3 separate regions of the Mus musculus genome follow, and regions 1 and 2 are each linked to region 3. A link is a loop called in an ENCODE intact Hi-C map of the cell type or tissue named here. Cell type or tissue: left cerebral cortex. All regions are shown on one strand.

Evidence for each region. Hi-C counts contacts between places; a loop is a spot of excess contacts. Peaks named below come from ENCODE experiments on the same cell type or tissue, not always from the same donor. Only the 100,000 strongest peaks of a DNase experiment are listed, where the experiment ranks them.
Region 1: it touches region 3 in a loop (2.7-fold over the local background); 2 of 42 quality-filtered maps call a loop at or near these places.
Region 2: it touches region 3 in a loop (2.8-fold over the local background); 2 of 42 quality-filtered maps call a loop at or near these places.

What each region holds. Positions count from the first base shown.
Region 1 is chr8:99,264,900-99,268,899 of GRCm38, forward strand. The region is part of intron 3 of Cdh8 (cadherin 8); the gene reads right to left. Among named protein-coding and RNA genes, the nearest start is that of Cdh8, 150 kb to the right of the region's middle. In left cerebral cortex, no CTCF peak of the experiment used is centred here; DNase peaks (open chromatin) are centred at 2,440 and 3,752; H3K27ac peaks cover 841 bases.
Region 2 is chr8:99,222,130-99,226,129 of GRCm38, forward strand. All of the region lies in intron 4 of Cdh8 (cadherin 8), which reads right to left. Among named protein-coding and RNA genes, the nearest start is that of Gm24693, 150 kb to the left of the region's middle. In left cerebral cortex, no CTCF peak of the experiment used is centred here; a DNase peak (open chromatin) is centred at 1,814; H3K27ac peaks cover 252 bases.
Region 3 is chr8:99,417,421-99,421,420 of GRCm38, forward strand. All of the region lies in intron 1 of A330008L17Rik (RIKEN cDNA A330008L17 gene), which reads left to right. It also overlaps a transcript of Cdh8 not described here. Among named protein-coding and RNA genes, the nearest start is that of A330008L17Rik, 2.7 kb to the left of the region's middle. In left cerebral cortex, CTCF peaks have their summits at 1,398 and 2,476 (motif pointing right); DNase peaks (open chromatin) are centred at 169 and 2,505; H3K4me3 peaks cover 531 bases; H3K27ac peaks cover 207 bases.

The sequences.
Region 1 (4,000 bases), 150 kb before region 3:
TTAAAACACTCAATCCTATATGGGTTGTGTTCATCAAATTTCTCTCCACAGGACTCAAGGAGCTATGTGGAAGAGGATCCAAGAGCATGTGTTCTTCTTTTTCTAAATTAAGTTGTATTTATTTATTTTTACTTGTTCACTTTATTTTTTTTTGGGGGGGGGGTTAAAATAAATATCACATTTTATTGTTTTGTCTTTAGGAAAATGTCAAAATTAGCAAGAAAAATGTTAATCAAGATTAAAATTATTTTAGGCAAATGTGATTAAATTTTCTTTAGTTTTATTTTGACCATTAAGAATATAAATGATGTGCCCCAATACAGGGTAATGTGAGGGCCAGGCGATGGGAGTGGGTATTATCCTGCCCACTTACTCCATCCCAGGCACTCTTGTTCACCCCCAATCCTTCCATCATTTTCCTTCCCCTTCTCCTCAGAGCAGGTGATGACCACTGGAAATCCCTCCAACCCTGGCAATTCAAGTTCCTTCTAGGCTAGGCACTTCCTTTCCCACTGACAAAGAAGCCCGGCTAGAAGATCATATCTCATGGGTAGGCAACAGCTTTTGGGATAGATCCCCCAAAGGAGGTAGGAACTGCACAGGAAAACCAACAGAGCCAAGTAACCTGAACCTTAGGGGGTCTCAGAAACAGAACCTCGAACCAAAAATCATACAGAGGCTGGAGGTAGGCCTCTCAGCAAGGACGTAACAGATGTGCAGTTTTGTCTTCATGTGGGTTCTCCAAGATATTTTTAAGATCTAGAGGGCACTTATGGTACCAACCCAGCAGAGCTGACATACATATAGACTCATCATTTGTGACAGCACACAGAGGGCCTGTAAAATTTCAAACTGGAATATGTTCCACGGAAACAAACATGAAATTCTGTCTATTACTAAAGAAGCTATCTCCAATTGACAACCACTCTCAAAGAAAAGAAAAAATTAGTTTGTCCAAGGGATTCTCCCTGGATGTACAACAGTACTCAAGGGCATGCTGCCCACCTAGCAGTAGATGTTCAACATGAAAGAATCCAAAAGTTTTTTTTTTGAAGATCTCTGTCTCATATTGCCTTGTTTGGGCATTTTATATTTGATTCGTGTTTGTATTGTATATTATGGCTTCCAACTTTTGTGATTTCAAAGGTTTTTGTTTGTGTGTGTGCATGTGTGAGTATATATATGTGTGTATGTCTATGTGTATACATTTTACATGCTCTTTCTTTGTTTTCCATTTGTCTTGTTCTATTATTATTTTTTGTCATTTTAGTTACTCATTTGCTTGAGAGAGAGAGAGCGATAGCGGCCTGCCAGTGGGAGTTTACTGAGCAGAGATTTCAGAGCTCCAGGTCAGGGAGTCTCTAGGAGATGAGAACAGGCTGGCCTGTTGGTGTCCTAAAGGTGTATCGTGGGTTCCTTTTTAATATTTCACACTTCGATATGCTTATAAACAAAAATGACTACGTCTATGTTTGCAATATGTTTAGTTGTGCTGCCCTGTCAACATCACACAAGACCTCAAAATTAACTAAGAACTATGTTAACAGACAGCATGGAAGATGATTTAGCCACAAAAAGCAACAAACCATCTAGGCAAGTAAAATAATGATTCAATCTTACAATTACCAAATAAGATGTTCACATCAAAATGATTCCTTCAACAAAACCTTGTAGGAAATCTCAAACTTTATATAGTAGACAGATGAACATAGACAGTAATGAAGTTCATTTGCAGTTTTCTGGCTCTGTTTTCTCAATTGCAAAACAAAAAGAAAAGGCTGTAGTAGTTTCCAGTTTTAAGATGGTTAGAATTGGCTATCAGTATTTAATATTAATTATCATTGCCTTATAGAATAGTTGCTTATTATCGTGACCTTAAACTGATAGCATTGCTTAGGATTTTAAAAACATTATAAACATTTTAATTCTTCTTACTGTTTAAAAGTTTTATATTTATTTAATGTATATGTGTACATGAATTTATATGAATGTATATAATGCATATAATGTATATGGATGCATAAATATGTGTGTGCCACATGTGTGCCTAGTGTCTGCAGCAGGCAGGAGAGGGCATTTAATCTCTTTGAACTGGAGTTGCAAATGGTTGTGAACCATCCTATGGGTCCTAGGAGCCAAATGTGATTCTTTACATGTGCTTTTCACTGCCAAGCCATCTTTCCAACCCCAGAGCCTTTAACTTTATTTGTTGATCTCCCTCAGTGACCTCAATGTCTTTTCTGAACTCTGTCTACACTTGTTATTTGTAAAGAATCACAATGGGCATACAGTGATAAGCTCTGAAGAGTCTGACACGGAGATAAAGGCTCCTCCTGTTGTGCCTCTAACAAAATGAAACTGAATAATTCCTCTTCAGTAATGGCGCAAGTGTGATTCTGCTGGCTGTGAAGCTGAGTCCAGAAACAAAAGATGCAACTCCATCCTGGCAGAGCAAAAAAGGCATCCGAGTGCATACATTATCCAAAATCCATATGCTCTCACTCACAGCCTTGTGTAGTAACTATATTTTGTCTTTTGTCAGGATAACTAATTACATAAGAAGACATGTAGCATAGTTTAAATCCCTTTCTCCATAAGTCTACATAGCTATCCTTATTTTTTCACTCATTTTACAGCTTAAATATCTCCTTAACTATTCTTCTCTATTAATCTGTGTGTTTATCTATGCTTGTTGCATCCTGTCATATAAATCAATAATGTTATTTTTCTCTACATGAAATTTCTGAGTGAGAAGACAATAAAATTATGCCACAAAACTAGAAATGTACTGAGGCATATAAACTTTGCACGACCAATGGGCCTCTTTTTCCACTGATGGCCGACTAGGCTATCTTCTGATACATATGCAGCTAGAGACACCCATGGAAGGAGATACAGAGACAAAGTTTGGAGCTGAGACAAAAGGATGGACCATCTAGAGACTGCCATATCCTGGGATTCATCCCATAATCACCTTTCAAACTCTGACACCATTCCATACACTAGCAACATTTTGCAGAAAGGACGCAGATATAGCTGTCTCTTGTGAGACTATGCTGGGGCCTAGCAAACACAGAAGTGGATGCTCACAGTCAGCTATTGGATGGATCACAGGGCCCCCAATGGAGGAGCTAGAGAAAGTAACCAAGGAGTTGGGGGGATCTGCAACCCTATAGGTGGAACAACAATATGAACTATCTAGTACCCCCCCCCCAGAGCCATGTTTCTAGCTGCATATGTATCAGAAGATGGCCAACAAGTGGGAGTGGGTGGGTGGGGGTGGGGGTGAGGGAGGATGTGGGGGACTTTTGGGATAACATTGGAAATGTTAATGAAAAAAATACCTAATTAAAAAAAATGAACAAATAAAAAAAAGAGAGATTATAAAAATAAAGCAAAAACTATAAATGTATGAATGCTAATCAACCAAGGGGGAGGCACATTTACCTAAACTTTTGTACAAAAATTGAATATCAAATTTAATGAAGTAATGCCTACTTATATTCATGAGACTCTATAAAACCTCCATTACTATGAGAGGCAAGGTCCCTGGGAGAGTATGTCAGAAATCTATTGACAATGGTGTCTGATACTCATTTTCAGCCAAGATTTCAGAATTTCACAGATGTATGCTTTAGTGCTGCCCTGACATGCAGCTGACTCATTTTCCTCCCAGACAAATTTGGGAAAAAGCTGACTCTTTGAGCTGTCCTTCTCCAAATCCTCCTAATTCATGAATTTTTAGAGCTCCTTTGGAACAAATAAAAATAATCCTGAAATACACTGTGTATGTTCATTCATGGCGATTCACAAAGCTCTAGACATACAAGTATCCTGAATAACCTTTGTAGAATCAATCACACGATGTATCTTGTAATACTAATTTCTACCTAAAGGCAAAGTGGCAAAGCTAAGTTTACAGAGATGAGTTAATGGTTAAGAACATCCCCTGTCCTTCAGAGGACAAGGGTTCAGCTCCCATCATCTATAATTAGACGAT
Region 2 (4,000 bases), 200 kb before region 3:
AATAAATATGCATGTATTACTTATTTGAAAGGCAACAATAATTGAAATGTGATTATTGACATCTTTAGAGCACCTAGTTTCTATTTTCTCCACAGCCTGGTCCCAGATTTTTTGCCTCCTTTTAATCCTTCTATACAGTTTCCTGATTTGCAATTAGTTATAGTTTGAAACTAAAGAGATAATAATAGGAACCACAGATTTTATGTCTATGGTTCTAAAACATTTGAAAATATATTTTTTAGAGTTTTTATTTGTTTTTTGTATATACCAAGGACATCAACAGCCATTTCAGGGTTTCAAAGAAAGTTGTAAAAGTAGCACAAAGCAGGACTGGGTGTTCATTACTTATGATGGCCACGACTAGTTTTCTAGTTTGCTATGCACAGAGTGACTTATATCACTGTTTTGAGTAATACATCATGGCTCCTGGATGCGAGAAAACATCCGCCTTGTAAAAAAAGCATCTCTCCTTGTTAAGATTTTTATGTCTTACTTTACTCATTCATAGACGTCTTTGATAACTATATAATGTTGGAACCACAAACGACATTATTTCTTCTAATCACTATTGATTATATAAATAAATTACTTGGAATTGTCTATTTGAGAGAAATTATCTACTTGTGAAGTTGCTATTGAGGCTTGGCTGGCCTGAAACACATTCTTGCTCAGTCCCCATTCATGAACTTTTATATTCAGGCCTGCATCATAACAAAATACCAACTGCTTTGGTATTTGGGCAAAACCTTATTAGCAGTTTTCCTAAGCACAAACTGCCACTTGTTATACTGCCATCACATTTTTAGAACTCTTTCTCTGAGGACTTTAAGAAAATACCCTGTTTTCCTTTTTCTAAAAACACAAATGTATGTATATAGAAAACCAGTTCATTGCTATAAAATGAGCTCTATTTCCTGTTTCGTGTGTGTGTGTGCGCGTGCACACGCGTGTGTGTGTGTGTGTGTGTGTGTGCACGCATGCGCGTGCACTGTGTTGTGTTACTCTACTATATAGACCATCTTCTAATTTAATATCTTCTAATTATATGATATAAATTTAATGTGCAATCGGTATTGGTTAGGCACAATGCCTCACCATGAGTATCTAGAGCATGATTTAGCATATGGACAGAGAGTAAATACCAATGAATGTGAAATAAGGAGTCATTCCTAGCCTTTTATGCATAGTCCAGCAAGTTTGGCCTGCTTGAAAATCTCTAAATATTCCTTTTCAAAGGCATACATGAAGCTGATCCTGTCTGTACTATGTTAACCTATGCAATCCTGATTAAAAAGAGACTCTGTGCCCCGTGTGTTTGTAATTTATCACTTTGACTCTGAAGGCATTAAACTGCTTCAATTCTGTTTCAGCATTCCATGAAGACTCCATTATTATCTTGATTTTTCTAAAAGGGAGCCATTCATTACATGGTCCCCACCCCTCAGGGGTATTTTTTACTCTGCTCCTTTTTACAGGTTCCACTGAGACAAATCTTATTTGTATCCAATGAAGAAAGATGGTCTTAGTTTTAAGAAGGAGAAGAAGAAGAAGTAGAAGAAGAAAAAGAGGGTCAATGAATTAAGTTGGTTTATTTTTAAGCAGGTCGTTTTTCATACTCAAGCTTGCCAGAAGCAAAGCTTGGACTGTCCTGAAACTTCACCCCAGTTTCCCCAGATAATTAAGCATTTACTGGTTACTCGCCCAGCGTTTCATTTACACATTCTGTCTTCAGTCGCTTAGGACTCACTGTAACTGTTTTCTCACTGCTGGCTTCAAATTAGAGCTTCTGAAGGAAACGCTGCTTTTCTTCCTGGCTGTGCCTAAAATGTTATAAGCAAACATATGGTATTCGGGGTGGTGGAGAGAAAAAAAGAAAAAAAAGGCAATATTTTTAGACTACAAATAAGCTATTTTGAGTCCTTTGAAGTACCATAATAAAAGCTATTCACAAAAATGATGGTGCATTTTACAATTGCTTCCACTCATGTCTTATCTAACTCTCTCCCTCCTAGACCTACTAATAAAGGAAATCTGGACCTACTTTCAAGTTTAGTAGGTCCCTTTCCAAGCCAGTGACCTCGACTAATATGAAATATACCACATGGAAGGATGTCATGTGGTGACTTAAGAGAATTCAAATCCGGGCTGCAGATTCACACCAGTTCACTTTTGATATGGCTTCAAACACCTTGAGCAAGAAATGGCATGAAGCCCCACAGATTTTTGTCGATGATGCTCAAAACGATGTTAATATATTTCCCAAAACACTGGGTGGAATAATTGAACATATATTTGATGAGGTGAACACATGTGCCACCATGTCAAAAATGCAATAAATGTTAGGTTAAGGAATGGCTTTGCATATACCTGTTTTCCTTTCCCTCTTCTTACTATTAGAATAGTTTTACCTAAGTGCTGGGGAGCTTCTTCTCTTCTTCTTTATGAACAAACTTGTCATGTGCAAGATGAAGACAAAAGCGTATCCATCTGCAACGTTTTTAAATGTGCAGACAGAGAGGAAGTTGATTTGGTTGGGAGAGAAAACGGAGAGGAATAAGGAAGAGAGGAGGGAGGGGAAAACCATAATCAGGGTATAGTATATGAGAATGAAAACTATTTTCAATAAAAGGAAAAATAATATAAAGTTCAGTTCAATCTAGAATGTGAAAAAATACATTGCGTTCCTCTGCATTGTTAGTGTTATCATTATTAGTAGACCTGACAGTAAACATTCCTCAAGAAGTGGGATATCTCCCAATATTTATTCGTTATTTTCTCTTTACTTAAAACTTTTCTATGATCTTTAAGTGATTTGAGCAAGAAACTTCTGTGATTTTAAGTTTTTTATTATTTTTAGAACAGGAATAATGGCTAATAAATGACCTAGGTATTGAAGGTATAGATTTGAAAATGACAAGATTGTTAATAATTATAAACAAATATCAAACAAAATGTGATTGACACTAAAAGTGTTCACATGTGAAAGAATAAAGATAATAAATTATATTTGAGTTTGAAAGCTATAAACTATAGTCTTATCCTCTGAATTCTGTAATTTTTGATCCAATTACTCATTCAGTGGTAATTCTCTCTCTGTCTCTCTCTCTCTGTCTCTTGCTCTCTGTGTCTCTCTGTCTCTCTGTCTCTCTCTGTCTCTCTGTCCCTGTCTCTCTGTCTCTGTCTCTGTCTCTCTGTCTCTCTGTCTCTCTGTCTCTGTCTCTCTCTCTCTCTCTCTCTCTCTCTCTCTGTCTCTCTCTCTCCCTCTCTCTCTCTCTTTCTTACTCTCTCTATAATTCCAGAATTATGTTAGGTACAATGTTTTAGGTTGACAGATACGTGAACCAACACAACAAAATGTCCTCATTTGTCTCAACCTTCCAATATGAGAAACTATCTAAAATATGAAAAGTTAATGAAAACAATAATTACTGATTTATTCAAGCTCCAAAAAGGAATTAAAGAACAAATTTTGTTTCTCTTGGTGATCTTGATATCGGGAATAAAGGAAGAAACTTTCTGATGCAGATCACCCAGTATGACAGCAGCACATAATTTCATTATGTGAGAGTATAATAAGAACAGGAAAGCAAAATTTATCTATTCCAAAATCAAAAGTTCTGTTCTTAACTATTTGGAGGACAAGATGAGAGAATAGTTGTTTTCTGCCTATTATGCTTTGGAGGTTTTTAACATACTGAAAACTTCCTTATACCAAGAATTTGCTGACAGTTCTCAAGGAACAGTCTACATTTCATAAAGATCCTTAACATAGTTGTATTGCACAACCTGTTGAGTGAGTGGTTCTCTGTCAAATTATTGATCACTTTACCTATAGGTCTGATCCTTACTGGCATAGCCAGGTCCTTGTGAAAATGGAAAGTCTGACCTTGTATAACTGATAACATTTTATTATTGAATTCTGCTGTGCCACTTTCTGAAATCGACAAACCAAACATGTACAGAGACATTTCTGAGAGAATGCTATTCTAGTTGGGTTTTC
Region 3 (4,000 bases):
TCAAGACTAACACGTGGAAATATTCAGCGGCATCGATCTCTGTTTGTCATTTAAACACTGTGAAATACATGACAAATTAAACATCCCTTACCTTTCTTCAAAACTCTCTTCCATGGAAGACAGGGGTTTATCTGTTTTCTGACTCACTAGACTAGACGTGAGCTCTGAAGATGGGTTTTTGACCATCTGGGGACAGAGCTGCAGCAGAAGGGGTGCAGAGGAGCAGACGCACGGGCTGTGGAGCCTGTACTGTCTGACTCGAATTAATGAGACGCAGTGAGCAGAATGGAAAAATAGGCACAATATGCTTATAATACTTATGCAAATTTGGCTTTTTGATGCTGTACCTAACCTCTCACGGTAAAAAGTTGAAGACATTGGCTATCAGGTTATTATCTGTTTGATTCACATTCTCGTTACCCTAAAGAAAGAAACTTGGTAAATTATTTGGGTGGGGGACACTAAAGAAAGAAACTTGGTAAATTATTTGGGTGGGGGACACTAAAGAAAGAAACTTGGTAAATTATTTGGGTGGGGGACAAGGGGTATTTTACCCCTCCAGCAGTTGCTGTTTGTTCTCTATTCAAAGGCTGTGTTCGCTTATGAGGAGGCATTCTGGCTTTGGCTAATTCTGTCTTAGAAAAGAACAGCAGTCAAACTCAATCAAATTATAACTGCCGTTAGACTAGACAGTCCCAAGTGGACAAAGAAATAGATCACACCTTCGGTTGTGCTTAATTTTCAGACATTCATTTTCACTTTGAACAAATGGTCTGAGCCTTTCCTTGGGGTACTTTCTTACATCTAGGAGAAGGAAAAAAAGGTCATATGTTCCTGAAGGCTGCGGATTGTCACAAGTAACAAAGTCATCTCAAAAGAAAAGACTGCCGGAGAGAGGATATCCTCTGATCTAATTTTCCTAAAAAGTAAAACTCAGCTGACAAGCCGAAGGGATTCAGAATCCAATGTCACCAAGTTCAGTTATAAATTTGTTTCAGTCATTGAAGCATGTTTACTCTTGCAATATCAAAGCATGTTATCTTCACTAACTCTTGGACCCCTGAAATTTAAGGTGACCCTATCCACATCCCTAATCTCTATGTGAAGCTCTGCAGTTGGACTTTCCTGACAGTTTCTTAAGGGAGGTCTGGGTGATTAAGAAGTGTGAAAGAGGATTAAGATAATGTTAAAAGCCCTATCAGGATATTTCTAAAATAATCAGGGATGCTGAAAGGCAAAGGCATTTGTCTCTTTCACAATTCCACCCACACTTAATAGAATGCAGTGCAATGTCTTGGTGGTGAGACTGTACTTCCTCAAGAAGGTGTTTTCTTTTCAGCATACTCTCTGGAGTCACACAAGTTCCCCAGGAGGAAGATGGTACTACACCAGCTTTTTCTAATGGTGACCCAAATTGCTTGCCTGGTGGAACTTCATTAGGAAGGATTAGTGAGGAAAGCTTTGATGGGACCAGAGTATAATCGTAGGGCACAATCACATCCACAGACAAAATGGAAACTTATCAGTGGTGGGAAAAGTTGGAGAAGGCCGGATGATCCTATCTGACTCCAGAGACTGCCAGATAGGCAGTTGAGTTCACTGGGATGAAGAGTGGGTAAGATGAAGATAGGCTTCAAGAAGTGATGCTTGTTGGTTTTCACTATGAACTGAAACTTTGTTTAATGGAGACAATACAAAGAAGTGGCTAGTTATTTAAAAGTTTAATCAAAGCCACCAGTTAGTATGCTTATAAGGAAGGGGAACATAGAATAAGGGGAGAGATAACTATACTTTCTCCATTTGAACAGGGAATGGCAGCATATCTACTATTGGCTGAATTAAGATGCACCCTTCTACCCTCTGTTCCCCCTTCAGCACACATTTATAACTAAACTAAAGTAATCAAAAAACAAAAGCAGATGTTTACTATGATATAATGACAGTGAAGTTTGCTTGCTTGGTTGGTTTTCTCCTATTTTAGTCTTTGGTGAACTAATGAACTCGAAGGTTTCTCTCTGATTCTACCAGGTTCAAAACTGTGGAGGGCAGAGTCTGTGAATGAAGGGTTTTTACATTGGGATATCAGCCTATAATGTTACCACTTTCAGTAAAAAAAAAAAATTAAAAAAAATTAGTATCTACGATCTGAAGCAGCCCAAACAAATACAGTGTGAAATACACACAGTCTTCTCTGCAAATTTCCTAAGAATGAACAATTTTAGAACAGTGCTCATCCTGGGAGGGCAAAGGATATGTTGGAACAATGACACAATCAAATATCACTTTGGAGATGGCATTAGAGCTCAGTGGAGAGTGATTGTCTACTGTTCAGTAAGCTAACTGTTCAATCCCTAACAGAGACCCAGAGGTGGGGCAAAGAAGACTGGAGAAAAGAAAATTAAACCTCTTTTAAGAAGGTTTGTTGATTTATATTCATTTATCTGTATATGTATCTAACTGTGTGTGCAGATGCCTGCAGAGGCCAGGAGAGGGCATCAGATGTCCAAGAACTGCTACAGGTGACTGTGAGCTTCTTGAGTAGATACTGCGAATAGAACTGTGGTCCTGTGAAACAGCCGTAGGTGCTCTTGATCACTGAGTCATCTGCCTAACCTCTCAATCTTTATCTTAAAGTACCGTATTGAGGAGGTCTTAAGAACAAAAGAGCCTTTCCGAAAAGTTAATAAATATTTAATTAAGCAGGATAGCTTTAAAAAAATTATATGAGATTGTTTTAAACCAACCCCTTAATAAAATCATTAAAGGATATGACGGTGCCCAAACCAAATCACGGAGCAATTATGGGGATTTCCCCAAGACAAAGGTACTCGGCCGGAGGGCCTTCGATGGGTTCTGCCTCAAGCACTTTCTGAAGATTTGTCAGAAATGGAATTGTGCATTCTAGAATCTAGGTGATGTTTAGAAATCTGGGTTGTAGCAAATGCTCCAGGGAGTCCTATCACTGCTGTGGTTTGCAAACCACTGCCTTAGGCAATTTCTTTTTCATATGATAAATGTAAAAAACGAGAAAGGACAAAAAGAAATGAGTGTTGTATTAGTGCATTTTTTTTTAATGAAGTGTTCTGGTTTCCAAATACTACTATCATAAGTCACAGAAATAAATAGAAAAATTTACCCTAAATCACCCTGTGATTACTTCAGTTGTATTAATTATGGGATTTAATAACTGACTTTGTTTTTTAGAAGTAGTTACCAATTCTTGAAGTAAAATCCTCTTTAAGTTTGCAGTTTAAGATTCCAGACGTTGAGCATTCTCTACTACTGACTTTAGCTTTCCCTGACTCTAGGGTTCTATCTCTGAATATTGACTGTAGTTCCTCATCTACAGCTTGCCATGATTATTTTTTGTAAATGATGGTATAAACACTTTCTGAAAAACCACATCTGTGCAGAGAGCATTTTGAAGAAGGTGGTCAGAATGGAATTATCTTCCATCTTCCCAGGTGCTCAAAACAAGATAAGCCCCAATTCAGCTTCTCAACAGAAATGAAGGAGGCAGGGGAAAGGCAGATAGATTTAAAGGGACTGGACAAAGCTATCACATAGGCCAGCCCTGATCTTGCAGACTACACACTTGAACATTTACATTTTAATCTTACTTGCTTAGTTCCTTCCTTCCTTCCTTCCTTCCTTCCTTCCTTCCTTCCTTCCTTCCTTCCTTCCTTCCTTCCTCTCTCTCCTCCTTCCTTTCATCTTTTAATGTGGGAATAAAAACTAAATTAAGATCCTGGAACCCTCTTGTTTTTCTTGGGAGCTAAACAGATATAAAATTTTAAGAAATATTTCACATACTTTTTAAGCAAGGCAGAGGAGAGAAAAAGTTCTCTTTTACTACTTGTCAATTGTAACATTTTATTCAACATCACAGTATACTTAAATTTAGATAATTACCATTATTTGAATGGACATGCCTACTCTTCACATCTCATTATAGATATAAGGATGAGCACAGATCTATAGAGGAGAGGGGAAATTGTCC